Linked DNA regions of Homo sapiens: region 1 is linked to region 2. A link is an interaction called in ENCODE POLR2A ChIA-PET data of the cell type or tissue named here. Cell type or tissue: Panc1. All regions are shown on one strand. Links, peaks and the distances in the headings refer to the core of each region. The heading gives the core; the rest is flanking DNA.

What was found. Peaks named below come from ENCODE experiments on the same cell type or tissue, not always from the same donor. Only the 100,000 strongest peaks of a DNase experiment are listed, where the experiment ranks them.
Region 1: POLR2A ChIA-PET joins it to region 2 with 6 read pairs; 3 of 35 experiments call an interaction of 5 or more read pairs at or near these places.

Annotation. Positions count from the first base shown.
Region 1 is chr20:53,290,843-53,297,415 of GRCh38, reverse strand. All of the region lies in intron 2 of TSHZ2 (teashirt zinc finger homeobox 2), which reads right to left. Among named protein-coding and RNA genes, the nearest start is that of TSHZ2-AS1, 210 kb to the left of the region's middle. In Panc1, for the core only: no CTCF peak of the experiment used is centred there; no DNase peak of the experiment used is centred there.
Region 2 is chr20:53,552,223-53,558,795 of GRCh38, reverse strand. ZNF217-AS1 (ZNF217 antisense RNA 1) reads right to left here and starts at 6,026. Exons shown (of 6, transcript NR_110051.1): 1 at 5,709-6,026; 2 at 2,041-2,158. RefSeq lists an enhancer at 1,380-1,880. In Panc1, for the core only: no CTCF peak of the experiment used is centred there; no DNase peak of the experiment used is centred there; H3K27ac peaks cover 282 bases.

The DNA of each region.
Region 1 (6,573 bases), core at 1,442-3,941, 260 kb after region 2:
TAGCTGGGCGTGGTGGTGCACACCTGTGGTCCCAGCTACTCTGGAGGCTGAGGCAGGAGGATCGCCTGATCCTGGGAGGTCAAGGCTGCAGTGAGCCTGATTGCATCACTGCACTCAAGCCTGAGTAACAAAGCCGGAACTGGTCTCAAAAAAAAAAAAAAAAAAAAGATTCTGAGATTTCTCTCATTGGATCAATTTCCCCTGCATTTCAGCCTTTATCATTGACACTGAGCTTATTTCCTGACCTGGTTCCCATTGCTATTTCTTAAGGTATACTAAAATCCTTTGCAGTTAGAGATTACAAGACTATAATAACTTGGAATAAGGTGATATGACTTGCCAGCATGGCCAGATCACCAGGGGTCATGGGACAGGGTACTGTGAGGGGATGTAAATATCATGTGACTTTCTCTACCTTGAAGTTGTCTGGGGTAAATGGATTGGAAATCAAAGATCCTGGATTCACTTTGGGCAGATCATTTCCCTTTCTACTTCATTCATTCCATCTGCAGCATAAGCAGACTCCAAAGTCCATTTTGTGATGGCGTCCCTAGACCTGCAGAAATTCTAAAACTTGGTTTCATCTCAGTCTCTTTGCTTGGGGAAAATTTCCAAAGCTTGCATGAAAAATATGAGTGACTATGCAAAACTGTCAACTGCCTTGAACAGGGAAAAGATAAGAGATGTATTTCTGGGTTTGTATCACCCTAACCTTAGCCTTGGACCAAAAATATAAAGAAGTTTCTAGGAAGATGGCTTTGACCTCAGACCAAGGAAGAACAGAACAAACTCAAGTTATGATAAAGGACAAAGATAGTCCAGAGACTGTGTTTTAAGAAAAAGATAAAGTGTGTGGGAGTGAAAGGGCTTGAGATGAAACAACCCTGGAAATGCTAGCCCAGCTGACCAGCTGTTTTCGACAGCACTTTTCACCCATCTTGCTGTACTGATGGATGAGGGAGATAACACTGAGCCTAATTTGAAGGAGGTTACATATTGGAAATTGCCAGCATATTGAATGTTGGGTGATCATGCAATAGGATAGATTGCAATCTTTTAAGAATAAAACCTTACAGCAACTAAACTGCATGATCACACTAATAAACACTGACATCTGGTCTTTTCCTTAAGTCAGGAAGTGGGCAGCTCAGCATTGTGAAGCCCAGAGCAAATTGCAAATTCCTCAATGAGACATCAATTTCTGGACTTCAGAGGAGACAAAAACGCAGACCTAGATCTGAAAAATTTATGAAGGAAGCACACCATTAAAAAAAATTTTGGAGATGGGACGGATAGATAACAGAACTAAGGCTGAGAGGAGAAACAGTCTTCAAGAATAATATGCATCAAACTGCCTGGATTTTTTTTTTTTTTTTTTTTGCAGTCATTACAGACCTGGATAGTAATGAATCCTTCAACTTCACCTTAGCTAAAGCATGAGGTGCAGAACATTAGATATATGAGAGAAACTTTTAGGAGGTCCATAGAGGCAGCAATACAAGCAAAAAACAAAAAACACAGAACTATAAAGTGAAAGATGGCTGTTTTAAATTTTCTTCTATGCTCCAAAAAAGAAAATCTCAAAGTGTCAAGTTCAAATTCAAGTTCAAGGTTTTAACATCCCACTAACACTTTTTAACCTCTTGTCCCAACAAAGAGAAACCAGAGCTCAGCTCCAAGACTTAGGCAAGCATCAGGATCTGGCCAGATATGAAAACATTGTTTTGTGGTCACTTTATGTATCTTTTGTCATTTGCTCCTTTTTTTGTTAAGTTATACTGGTTTCCATTTAGTCTAGTGATTAAAGTTTCCTCTTTAATACAAGTATTTATCATAAGTAAATAAAAGCACAGGGGTTTGCAGATATGGCAAAAAGTACAAATATCATGTGAATACAATTAGGGAAACACCGCTTTATGATGATAATAGCTAACATTTCTTTGTTTTTAGTGATTATCAGGAGCTATTTAAGTCATACACGTGCACACACACACACACACGTATACATAAACTCATTTAACTTTCTTTACTACCCCTTGAGATAGGTCTTATTATTATCCATGTTTTTATAGGAAAAACGGACATACAGAGAGTTTAAGTAATTTGCCCAGAATTCACATCTAGAAAGCTGCAAGGCCAAGATTTGAACAGGAGGGTTTTGGACCACAGAACGCAAATTTTTTATAACTGTGCTATCCTGCAACCAGGAGGTCTGGCTTTGCCTGCAAATGGAAATGAGTATGGTGAGCAATTAGTGTCAATCCATGAACCTGGGTTGTTGAAGCATTAGTTAAACATTTCTGTTTGTAAATGGAGGGTACGAGGACAAAATTAAAAACCAATGACTAGGCAGAAATGTACTAAATGGAAAGTAACAAGATGATGTTCATAAATACTGCAATCCTCTAAGATCACAGGGAGGACCAAGCAAAGAAATGAGCAAATCCAAGGGAACACTCCACTGGAGCCTCCAGCAGCAGAAATGACTCGTGTCTTTATGTAACCGCAGTAGTGTTGTTGGAAGCAGGCTTTATGCTGCCTTCACCTTTGAGATGTGATGGGAATCCTGCTTTTCAAAGGGAAACTTGAGAAATAAGAACTAAAAACAAGGATTGTGAAAGATTCCTCACAAAAAGGATTAGAGGATTGAGGAGTAAAAGATCAGAAAGACTTAAACCCAAAGACTCTCAGAACCTCTTGATGGACTGAATTTTTCTCTGAGCTGGTGAGTTTCCAGGCTCCTCTCAATTAAATGCTTTTTAAATGGGAATTATTTAAGTATCAGGAGCTGAGGAGAACCTGAAAGCTCAGGAAAAAATGATGACAGAAGAACTAAAAACTTATGACTCAGTTGTATAATTTTTGCCCAGCAAAAATTTATTCTCTGGGTTTGACTTGACTTTAATAAAATACTCTCTGTCTCTCTCTCTCTCTTTTTTTTTTATAAGCTTGTGGACTTCCAAAGCAGTTGATGCAGATGATCTCACTCAATCATTCCAATTATCCTGAGCAAGAGGTGGGGAAAGTATTTTATGACTATTTTTAAGATTAAAACATTTGAGGCATAAGACATTAGGACTTTACCTAATGGAATCTCAACTAGTAAATCAAGCCATTTAGCAAACGTCTACCACAGTGCTAGGTTCGGCACTAACTGCTTTACCATGTTTTGTTATTAATCTGCCTAACAACCTTTGAGGGAGGTACCTGCCTTTTGCTCAGTCTCTGGAGGCTAGAGCGATTAAGCGACCTGCCAAGATCCAGCCCCTCCTAGCTCACAAGAGCTCATGACAGCTGCCTGTGTGCGCCTCTTCCCACTGTGGAAGTATTTACACCACAGAAATTGGTCAACACGGCAAATCAGGACCTGTTATTTTATTTTATTTATCTATTTTTTTTGAGATGGAGTCTCGCTCTGTCGCCAGGCTGGAGTGCAGTGGCATGATCTCTCGGCCCATTGCAACCTCCGACTCCCTTTTTCAAGCAATTCTCCTGCCTCAGCCTCCCGAGTAGCTGGGATTACAGACATGCACCACTGCGCCCAGCTAATTTTTGTATTTTTAGTAGAGATGGGGTTTCACCATGTTGTCCAGGATGGTCTCCATCTCCTGACCTCGTGATCTGCCAGCCTTGGCTTCCCAAAGTGCTGGGATTACAGGTGTGAGCCACCATGCCTGGCCAGGACCTGTTTCTTTTCTTTTTTTTTTTTTTTTTTGAGAGCCAGTTGTTAAAATTTACCAGCACAGCACTGGGTACATGCCTGGTAATTGACAGAGCAGCATCCATAACCAGTCTGTCTGGTGCCACACTGTTGTTTGCCTTCCCCCTTCTCAAAGTGTCCATGCCCTCTGGACAACATCCAAGACTGGTCAGCCTTCTGTTGCCTGAAGAGTGAGGGGGCCTGAAGAATAACCTGGAATTCTCATGTATTAATTGTTTTTGTTTTTGAGGTGGAGACAGAGTCTCACTCTCTTTCCCAGGCTGGAGTGCAGTGGCATGATCTCAGCTCACTGCAATCTCTGCCTCCTGTGTTCAAGCAATTCTCGTGCCTCAGCCTCCCGAGTGGCTGGGATTACAGGCCTGCACCACCAGGCCTGGCTAATTTTTGTATTTTTAGTAGGGACAGGGTTTTGCCATGTTGGCCAGGCTGGTCTCAAACTCCTGGGCTTAAGTGATCCTCCTACCTTGGCCTCCCAAAGTGCTGGGATTACAGGTGTGAGCCACTGCACTTGGCTCATGTATTAATTTATACTAAAAAGTATAGAAATGCCACGGAGATTTTAAAAGATAACTCATACAATCTGTGCTTAAGAGCGTGGCCTTTGTGCTAATGGTGGTGGGTTTCAAATTCTTGCTCTTGTTTTCAATGGCGACCCTTATATCATCAAAACTCCCTACCCACCTAATTAAACTATTGACTGTGAATGGACCAATGATGAGATTGAGTCTTCTCTGATTATTCCATATTCCTGAGGGGACATATAAGAAGCATGTAGTGTTAGATGCATGTGACTTTTATCTGAGCCTTGCTACTCACTGGATCTGTGACCTTAGTCAAGTTACTTCAACTCTCTGACTGTCTGAATTGGAAAATGATAACAGGGCCATTGAGGGGGATTAAAGGAGCCATTGCTCTGGAGCCTGACAGTGAGCAAACTCTCAACAGATTGTTAGCTTCTATTCTGGGTAATGCAGTTACTGTTAGTACACATGCAGCATGGAAAAGGAAATTGTAGCCAGAAGGTGGTTTATAGACTGGGCAACATAGTGAGACCCCATCTCTACAAAAAAATATTAAAAAAAATCTGGCCATGGTGGTGCACATGTGTAGTCCCAACTACTCGGGAGACTGAGGCAGGAGGATGGTTTGAACCTGGGAGTTCAAGGCTGCAGTGAGCTATGATTGCACCACTGCACTTCAGCCTGGGCAGCAGAGCAAGACCCTGTCTCAAAAAAAAAAAAAAAAAATAGGTGGTTTGTGTGCATTTACTGGCCAGGAGGGTGAAATTCTAATGAACTTCAGAAAGAGTTCTTGGAAGGCTAGAGAGGCTACTAGGATTGCTTTGCTACTGGATTCAGAAATGTTCCAGACAAGCAGTCAAAAATCCTCTCATTTCCAGTGTGGAAGTTTAAGGCACAGATGGTCTCAGATTAACTCTCTACCCCTGTAAGGGTCAGGATTACCAGTTCACCATGCAGCAGTTTTGGTATAGAAAACATGTGGACAGAATCATGCTCTCCTCCTAGATGAATGGACCGAAGCCTCAATAATTAGTCATTATTATTAAGATTATTATATGTGAGACCTTCCCCATCATAGGCCAGACACTAAATGTTCCATAACCAAAGATGTCCTTTTCCCATGGGCAATTTTGGAATTCCCCTTAACGAAATTCCCTATCTGTTCTTTTTTTTTTTTTTTAAATGCTATCCTGACTATCTTTCTGTGATATCTATATTTTTTCCCTTCAGAAATTACTAATATCATCTGTACCATGGTGTCAGTATCCCAATAACTTGACTGGAAGGAAGGACATTCCTCAAGGCAGAAATTAAGGTTTGCCTTGATGTACCAAATGTACCAACGTAGGGCTTTGATTCAGAAGAGTGTGCTGTGAGGAGGCAGGTGCCAGGCGGATTTTATCATGACCTGGGTGAAAGCCATCTGCCCTGCAGAGGGAGCTGTTTCAGAACTCCTAATAGGAAAGTCAAACGTCCAGCACAGCCAGTGCAAGAGTGGTCCCACCAGCACAGTCCTGGCAAAACTCTTGACTGTGTAGCCTTCAAATCTGATTCTCTGGATCTCTGGGTGGTCCCATGAACTATATAATAACATTTGATGAAACTTTTTTTCTGTTAGCTGGTGTAGATTCTGTGATGTGTAATTGAGAATCCTAACTGAACCCACAATTTTGCTCTTGATCTTTTTTTTTTTTTTTTTTTGAGACAGAGTCTTGCTCTATCGTCCAGGCCAGAGTGCAGTGGCCTGATCTCAGCTCACTGCAGCCTCCACCGCCCAGGTTCAATAGATTCTCCTGCCTCAGCTTCCTGAGTAGCTGCGAATACAGGTGTGTGCCACCATATCCAGCTAATTTTGTGTATTTTTAGTAGAGACTGGGTTTCACCATGTTGGCCGGGCTGGTCTCGAACTCCTGACCTCAAGCAATCCACCCATCTCGGCCTCCCAAGGTGCTGGGATTACAGGCGTGAGCCACCGCTCCCAGCCTGCTCTTGATATTTTTGACCAGGGTATTTGGAACTGACTAGCACCCCTCACCGTGAATTGGTGACCTTTCCTTCAGTTTTCATGTTCTTGAGGAGACATGGGAATATGGCTTTCTCCCCTACGCTCACATCTACCCTCACTAAGCAGCTACTGCATAGGCCATGGGTCGGCAAATTTTTCCTGTAAAGGACTAGGTAGTAAATATTTCAGATTCTGTAGATCATAACAGTCTCCATTGCAACCCCTCAAATATGACATTATAGCACAAAAGCAGCCATAGACAATATGTAAACAAATGGCAAGGCTGTTTCCAAAAAAACTTTATTTACAGAAACAGGTGGTAGGCT
Region 2 (6,573 bases), core at 2,462-4,961:
TTTTGTTTGTTTTACAGAGAGGGTCTCACTCTGTCACTGGGATGCTGGGGTGCAGTGGTGTGATCATAGCTCACTGTAGCCTCCAACTCCTGAGGTCAAGTGATCCTCCTGCCTCAGCCTCCTGAGTAGCTTAGACTACAGGAATGCACCACCATGCTTGACTAATTTTTAAAAATCTTTTAAAAACTTTTCTTTGGTAGAGATGATCTGTTGACCAGGCTGGTCTTGAACTTCTAGCCTCAAGCAATCCTCCTGCCTCAGCCTCCCACAGTACTGGGATTATAGGCATGAGCCACCAATCCTGGCTGTATTATACTTCAATTTTAAAAAAGGAAAAAATAGCAGAGTAAAGTATGAACAAATTGAGGTTATGACTCACAATACACCTCCTTTTTTTGTTTTTTGTTTTTTTTTTTTGAGACAGAGTGTTGCTCTGTCACCCAGGCTGGAGTACAGTGGCGTGATCTCAGCTCACTGCAACCTCTGCTGCCTACCCTGCCGCCCGGGTTCAAGTGATTCTCTGGTCTCAGCCTCCCAAGAAGCTGGGACTATAGGCATGCACCACCAGGCCCAGCTAATTTTTGTAATTTTTAGTAGAAATGGGGTTTTGCCATGTTGACCAGGTGGTCTCGAACTGACATCTGGTGATTTGCCCACCTTGGCCTCCCAAAGTGTTTAGATTACAAGCGTGAGCCACCACACCCAGCCCAATTTTTATTTTATTTTATTTTATTTTATTTTATTTTATTTTTTATTTTTATTTTTTGAGATGAATCTTGCTCCGTCGCCCAGGCTGGAGTGCGGTGGTGCTGTCTCGGCTCACTGCAGCCTCCACCTCCCGGGTTCAAGCAATTCTCTGCCTCAGCCTCCCGAGTGGCTGGGATTACAGGCGCCCACCACCATGCCCAGCTAAGTTTTTTGTATTTTTAGTAGAGACGTGGTTTCACCATCTTGGCCAGGCTGTTCTTGAACTCCTGACCTCATGACCCACCCGCCTCGGCCTCCCAAAGTGCTGGGATTGCAGGCGTGAGCCACTACACCCGGCCTATTTTATTTTATTTTTGAGACGGAATGTTTCTCTTGTCGCCTAGGCTGGAGTGCAATGGCGCGATCTCAGCTCACTGCAACCTCTAACTCCCGGGTTCAAGAGATTCTCTCACCTCAGCCTCCCAAGTAGCTGGGACTACAAGCATGTGCCACCATGCTCAGCTAATTTTTGTAATTTTTAGTAGAAATGAGGTTTCACCATGTTGGCCAGGTGGTCTTGAACTACTGACTTCAGGTGATCTGCCCACCTTGGCCTGCCAAAATGCTGAGATTATAGGCGTAAGCCACCATACCCAGCCCAATTTTTAGCTTTTGCTCTAGGTGTGATGGGAAGCTGTGGGGAGGTTTAGCAGAGGGTTTAAGTGACTGGACTTAGCACAGCTGTGTTTTCCTTCATGGTGTCTGACCCGAGGGCCATTGCATCATTGATGTTAATTCCAAATGAGGCTGAATATTCATGCGGAGACACCGACGGGGTTGACCGGAGCTGCTCCTCCCACCTCATTGAACTTGATTGCCATTTCTGGAAGGCTTCATCTGTCAGTGCCCCCGACCCCCAGGAGGAGGGTTGGGAGGGCTTCCTAGAAGAAGAGCTGTCTAATCTGAGGCTTGCACAAGGATCTGGGAGGGTTTGCACCGGCTGTTGCCTCTGAACTTCCCTCTTGGGAGGAGGTTAAAGGCAACAAGGCACATTTCGGGGATCATCAGGAGGGGGATGCCCTTGAGTAAGGAGTTTTCTGCCAGGAAAGGGTACGAAGAGGCTGAGGAGGTGGTGGTGAGCTGGTTAAGAAAATGTGGGCATTATCTTGTGGTCAATAAAAAGACACTGAAGAGGCCAGGCATGATGGCTCATGCCTGTAATCTCAGCACTTTGGGAGGCTGAAGTGGGAGGATTGCTTGAGCCCACAAGTTTGAGAGCAGCCTAAGCAACATAGTGAGACCCTGTGTCTACAAAAAATACCAAAAAAGTTAGCCAGGGGTGCTGGCACATGCCTGTAGTCCCAGAGACTCTGGAGGCCGAGGCAGGAGGATCGCTTGAGCCTGGGAGGCCAAGGCTGCAGTGAGTCATGATGGCACCACCACACTCCAGCTTGGACAGCAGAGTGAGACCCTGTTTAAAAAAAAAAAAAAAAGACAATGAAGAGTGCAAAGTCGCAGAATGACAAGATCTACCATTTCATTGACCGGAAGTGAACATGCAACATTAAAAATCAATGGCCAGACAACCTTTTGGTTGAACTTTTATTGATTTGTCCTTGATACTATCAGTTAGAGTTGAAGGTGATCAGGTGAGTGCAGCACACGTTGAAAAGTGAAACCCTGGCTGGGCGCGGGGGCTCATACCTGGAATCCCAGCACTTTGGGAGACCGAGGTGGGCAGATAACCTGAGGTCAGGAGTTTGAGACCAGCCTGACCAACATGGTGAAAACCCGTCTCTACTAAAAATACAAAAATTAGCCGAGTGTGGTGGTGGGCGCCTGTAATCCCAGCCACTCTGGAGGCTGAGGCAGGAGAATTTCTTAAACCCGGGAGGCAGAGGCTACAGTGAGCTGAGATCATGCCATTGCACTCCAGCCTGGGCAACAAGAGTGAACCTCTGTCTCAAAAAAAAAAAAAAGAGTGAAACCCTCTAGTGACTCTTACTGATTTTTGCTGATCCTTAATATAAAGCAAGTAGTCATAAGTCGTAACCAGCCCAATGGCCTCCTTTCATCTACGATACAAAAGACACCTGGAGTTGAGAAGCTGAAAGACCTTGAGAAGTAGCATTTGGTCTGTTTGGACTTTAGCTGACACAGTGAGGTCTTATTTTCTGCAAATCTGAATTGTGCAAATCTGAAGTTGTGAATTAGAGGCTTGTTAGAGTTCCACAGTATGTACCAAATTTGCAATAATGTGAATTCCACATTAGAAAGGCTCTAAAAATCTTATTTCAGGGTGGCCTGGTCCCCTCCTTGTTGAAATTAGACTTGCATCTTGTGGGTTCAAACAATGATGGGCTTTGAGTTTTCTTTTTTTTTTTTTGAGACTGAGTTTCATTCTGTCACCCAGGCTGGAGTGCAGTGGCGTGATCTTGGCTCACTGCAACCTCCGCCTCCCGGGTTCAAGAGATTCTCCTGTCTCAGCTTCCCGAGCAGCTGAGATCACAGGCATGTGCCACCACGCCTGGCTAATTTTTGTATTTTTAGTAGAGATGGGGTTTCACCATGTTGGCCAGGCTGGTTTCAGACTCCTGACCTCAAGTGATGCCCGACAAAATGAGACTCCATCTCAAAAAAAAAAAAAACAACAAAAAAAACTTCTATTCATTTTTCAGATCTCAGCTGGCTGTTCTTTCTTAGCTGTGGCTGCCCCCACATGTAGGGCCTCCTCTCCTGCCTGATCCCGAAGCACTCCCACTTTCCTGTTACTTGCAGGGCTGTGAGCATCAGTTTATTTGCCCTCAGCCCTTGGCACACCACAAACTCCTGGAGGTCAAGGATGACTTCGGTTTGGTTCATAGTTCATAACTCTCTGCCAAGCACATGACATTCTGCCCAGTACATCGTAGGAGCTGGAGAAATAGCGTAGTAAATAAAATTATGTAAATTAAACTTAATTAAAATATTCATTTTTAGAAAAACAAAAACAAGGCTGATAGGCCATTGGTGAAATTGACAAAAATGAACTAAAATTTGCCTAATAAATAAAATAGAACACGTTATTCAAAAACATTTGAAGGCTGGGTGTGGTGGCTCACGCCTGTAATCCCAGCACTTTGGGAGGCTAAGGCGGGCAGATCACGAGGTCAAGAGATCGAGACCATCGTGGCCAACATGGTGAAACCCTGTCTCTACTAAAAATACAAAAATTAGCTGGGTATAGTGGCAGGTGCCTGTAGTCCCAGCTACTCAGGAGGTGGAGGCAGGAGAATCACTTGAAACCGGGAGGCGGAGGTTGCAGTGAGACGAGATCACGCCACTGTACTCCAGCCTGGCGACAAAGCAAGACTCTGTCAAAAAAAAAAAAAAAAAAAAAAAAGAGCTTTTGAAGAACATGAATAGCTAAACCTACCCTACTGTATAAAGAATGTTGGAGGCTGGGCGCAGTGGCTCATGCCTGTAATCCCAGCACTTTGGGTGTTCGAGGCAGGCGGATTGCCTGAGGTGAGGAGTTCGAGACCAGGCTGACCAACATGCTAAAACCCCGTCTCTACTAAAAATACAAAAATTAGCCAGGCATGGTGGCGGGTGCCTGTAATCCCAGCTACTCAGGAGGCTGAGGCAGGAGAATCGCTTCAACCTCGGAGGTGGAGGTTGCAGTGAGCTGAGACTGGGCCATTGCACTCCAGCCTGGGCAACAAGAGCGAAACTACGTCTGAAAAAAATAAAAAAAGTTGGAATTTTGATTGGAAAAAGTAACACTTCATAAGGGAACGTTTTAGTTTGTATTGATTTCAATTTTGCCAACTTTCTAGCATGTTCAGGATTCTTCCAGCAGCTTCTCAGACAGCATATCAGCTTCGGTTAGCTACTATTCAGACAATTGCATTTCATAATCAGCAATCAAAATTGTACTTTTCTGTTAAAGCTGTTAAAATATTCTTGCTTTTAAAAAAGCTGTTAAAAACACAATTGGAAAAGTCAGTGAAATGATCATTTGATATTTGATTATTCAGTGAATTAGTTTTAGGCAAATCGGACTGGCAGGCTGCAGAGGTGGCAACAGGCCAGAGGTCATTAGAGGACCAGGAAGCCACAGGAAGGTCACCTCGGCTACATTTTATAGCTCACAAAATGTTTTTACACACACACTACCCACTCCCCCCCCTCCACTGCCCCCATCACCCCGAGATGGAGTCTGTCGCCTAGGCTGGAGTGCAGTGGCACAATCTCGGCTCACTGCAACCTCTGCCTCCCGGGTTCAAGCAATTCTCCTGTCTCAGCTTCCCAAGTAGCTGGGATTACAGGCACCCGCCACCATGCCTGGCTAATTTTTGTATTTTTAGTAGAGACGGGGTTTCACCATGTTGGCCAGGCTGGTATTGAACTCCTGACCTTGTGATCCTCCTGCCTCAGCCTCCCAAAGTGCTGGGATTATAGGCGTGAGCCACTGCACACAGCCTATACACACACTTTTTTAAAAAAACTTTTTTATTTTGGGATTTTTTTTTTTTTAAGTTTTAGTCTTGCTCTGTCACCCAGGCTGGAGTGCAGTGGTGTGATCTTGGCTCACTGCAACCTCCGCCTCCCAGGTTCAAGCCATTCTCATGCCTCAGCCTCCCAAGTAGATGGGACTACAGGCGCCACCACACCTGGCTAAGTTTTGCACTTTTAGTAGAGACAGGGTTTCACCATGTTGGCTGGGCTTGTGTCGAATCCCTGACCTTAAGTGATCCTCCTGCCCTTGGCCTCCCAAAGTGCTGGGATTACAGGCTTGAGCCACCTCGCCCAGCCTGGAATAATTTTATATTCACAGAACAGTTGTAAAGAGATTGCAGAGAGTTCCTGAATTCGAACCCAAGTTCCAACCCTGCACCCAGCTGGCCCTAGTGCTACCATCTTACATAAGCACAATGCATCTGTCAACACTAAGAAATTAACACTGGTATGTTACTTTATTTAGAATTCCCTAGTTTTCCCATTAGTGGTGGGATTTTTTTTCTGTCCCAGGATCCTACCTTGCATTCAGTCATCATGCCTCTTGTAGTCTTCTCTCGTCTGTGACCATTTCTTAGATTTTCCTTGTTTTTCATTCCGTGGACAGTGTTGGGAAGGACTCGGTGTTTTGTAGAATGTCTGCTGATCTGGGTTTGTCTGATGTTTTCTCATGATTGTCTGGGATTACGGGTTTTGTGGAGTATAATGCAGAGGTAAAGTGCCTTGTCATCTCATCATATCATGGGAGGCGGGGGTAGTATTGTGGGAGGCAGGGGTATGTGAGAGCCGCCTGGCAAATCTTGCCTCTACCAGGGTGCTTAATGTTGTCACATGTTTGATTATCATAACCTGTAAAATAACTGGAAAAGTTAAGATTCTATTTTATCATTTCAATGATTTTTTTTTTTTTTAATTTTGAGATGGAGTCTCGCTCTGTCGCCTAGGCTGGAGTGCAGTGGCGCAATCTCAGCTCACTACAACCTCTGCCTCCCGGGTTCAAGCAATTCTCCTGCCTCAGCCTCCTGAGTAGCTGGGATTACAAGTGTGCACCACCATGCCTGGGTAATTTTTGTATTTTTAGTAGAGACGGAGTTTCACCATGTTGGCCAGGCTGGTCTTGAACTCCTGGCCTCAAGTGATCCGCCTGCCTGGGCCTCTCAAAGTGCTGGGATTACAGGAGTGAGCCACCACGCCAGCCTCAACAGATAATATTTTAGTGAGCAGTCATATATGCAGGCGTTGCTTAAATTGAAGTCATTCAGTATTAATGAGGAAGGTCAGATGAGATCCTGTACTTAAGGAGCTGGGAAACTGAGGATTCGAGAGTCTAAACAGCTTTACCCAATGTGGTCCAGGTTGTAGGTGGCAGAGCCAAAATTCAAACGC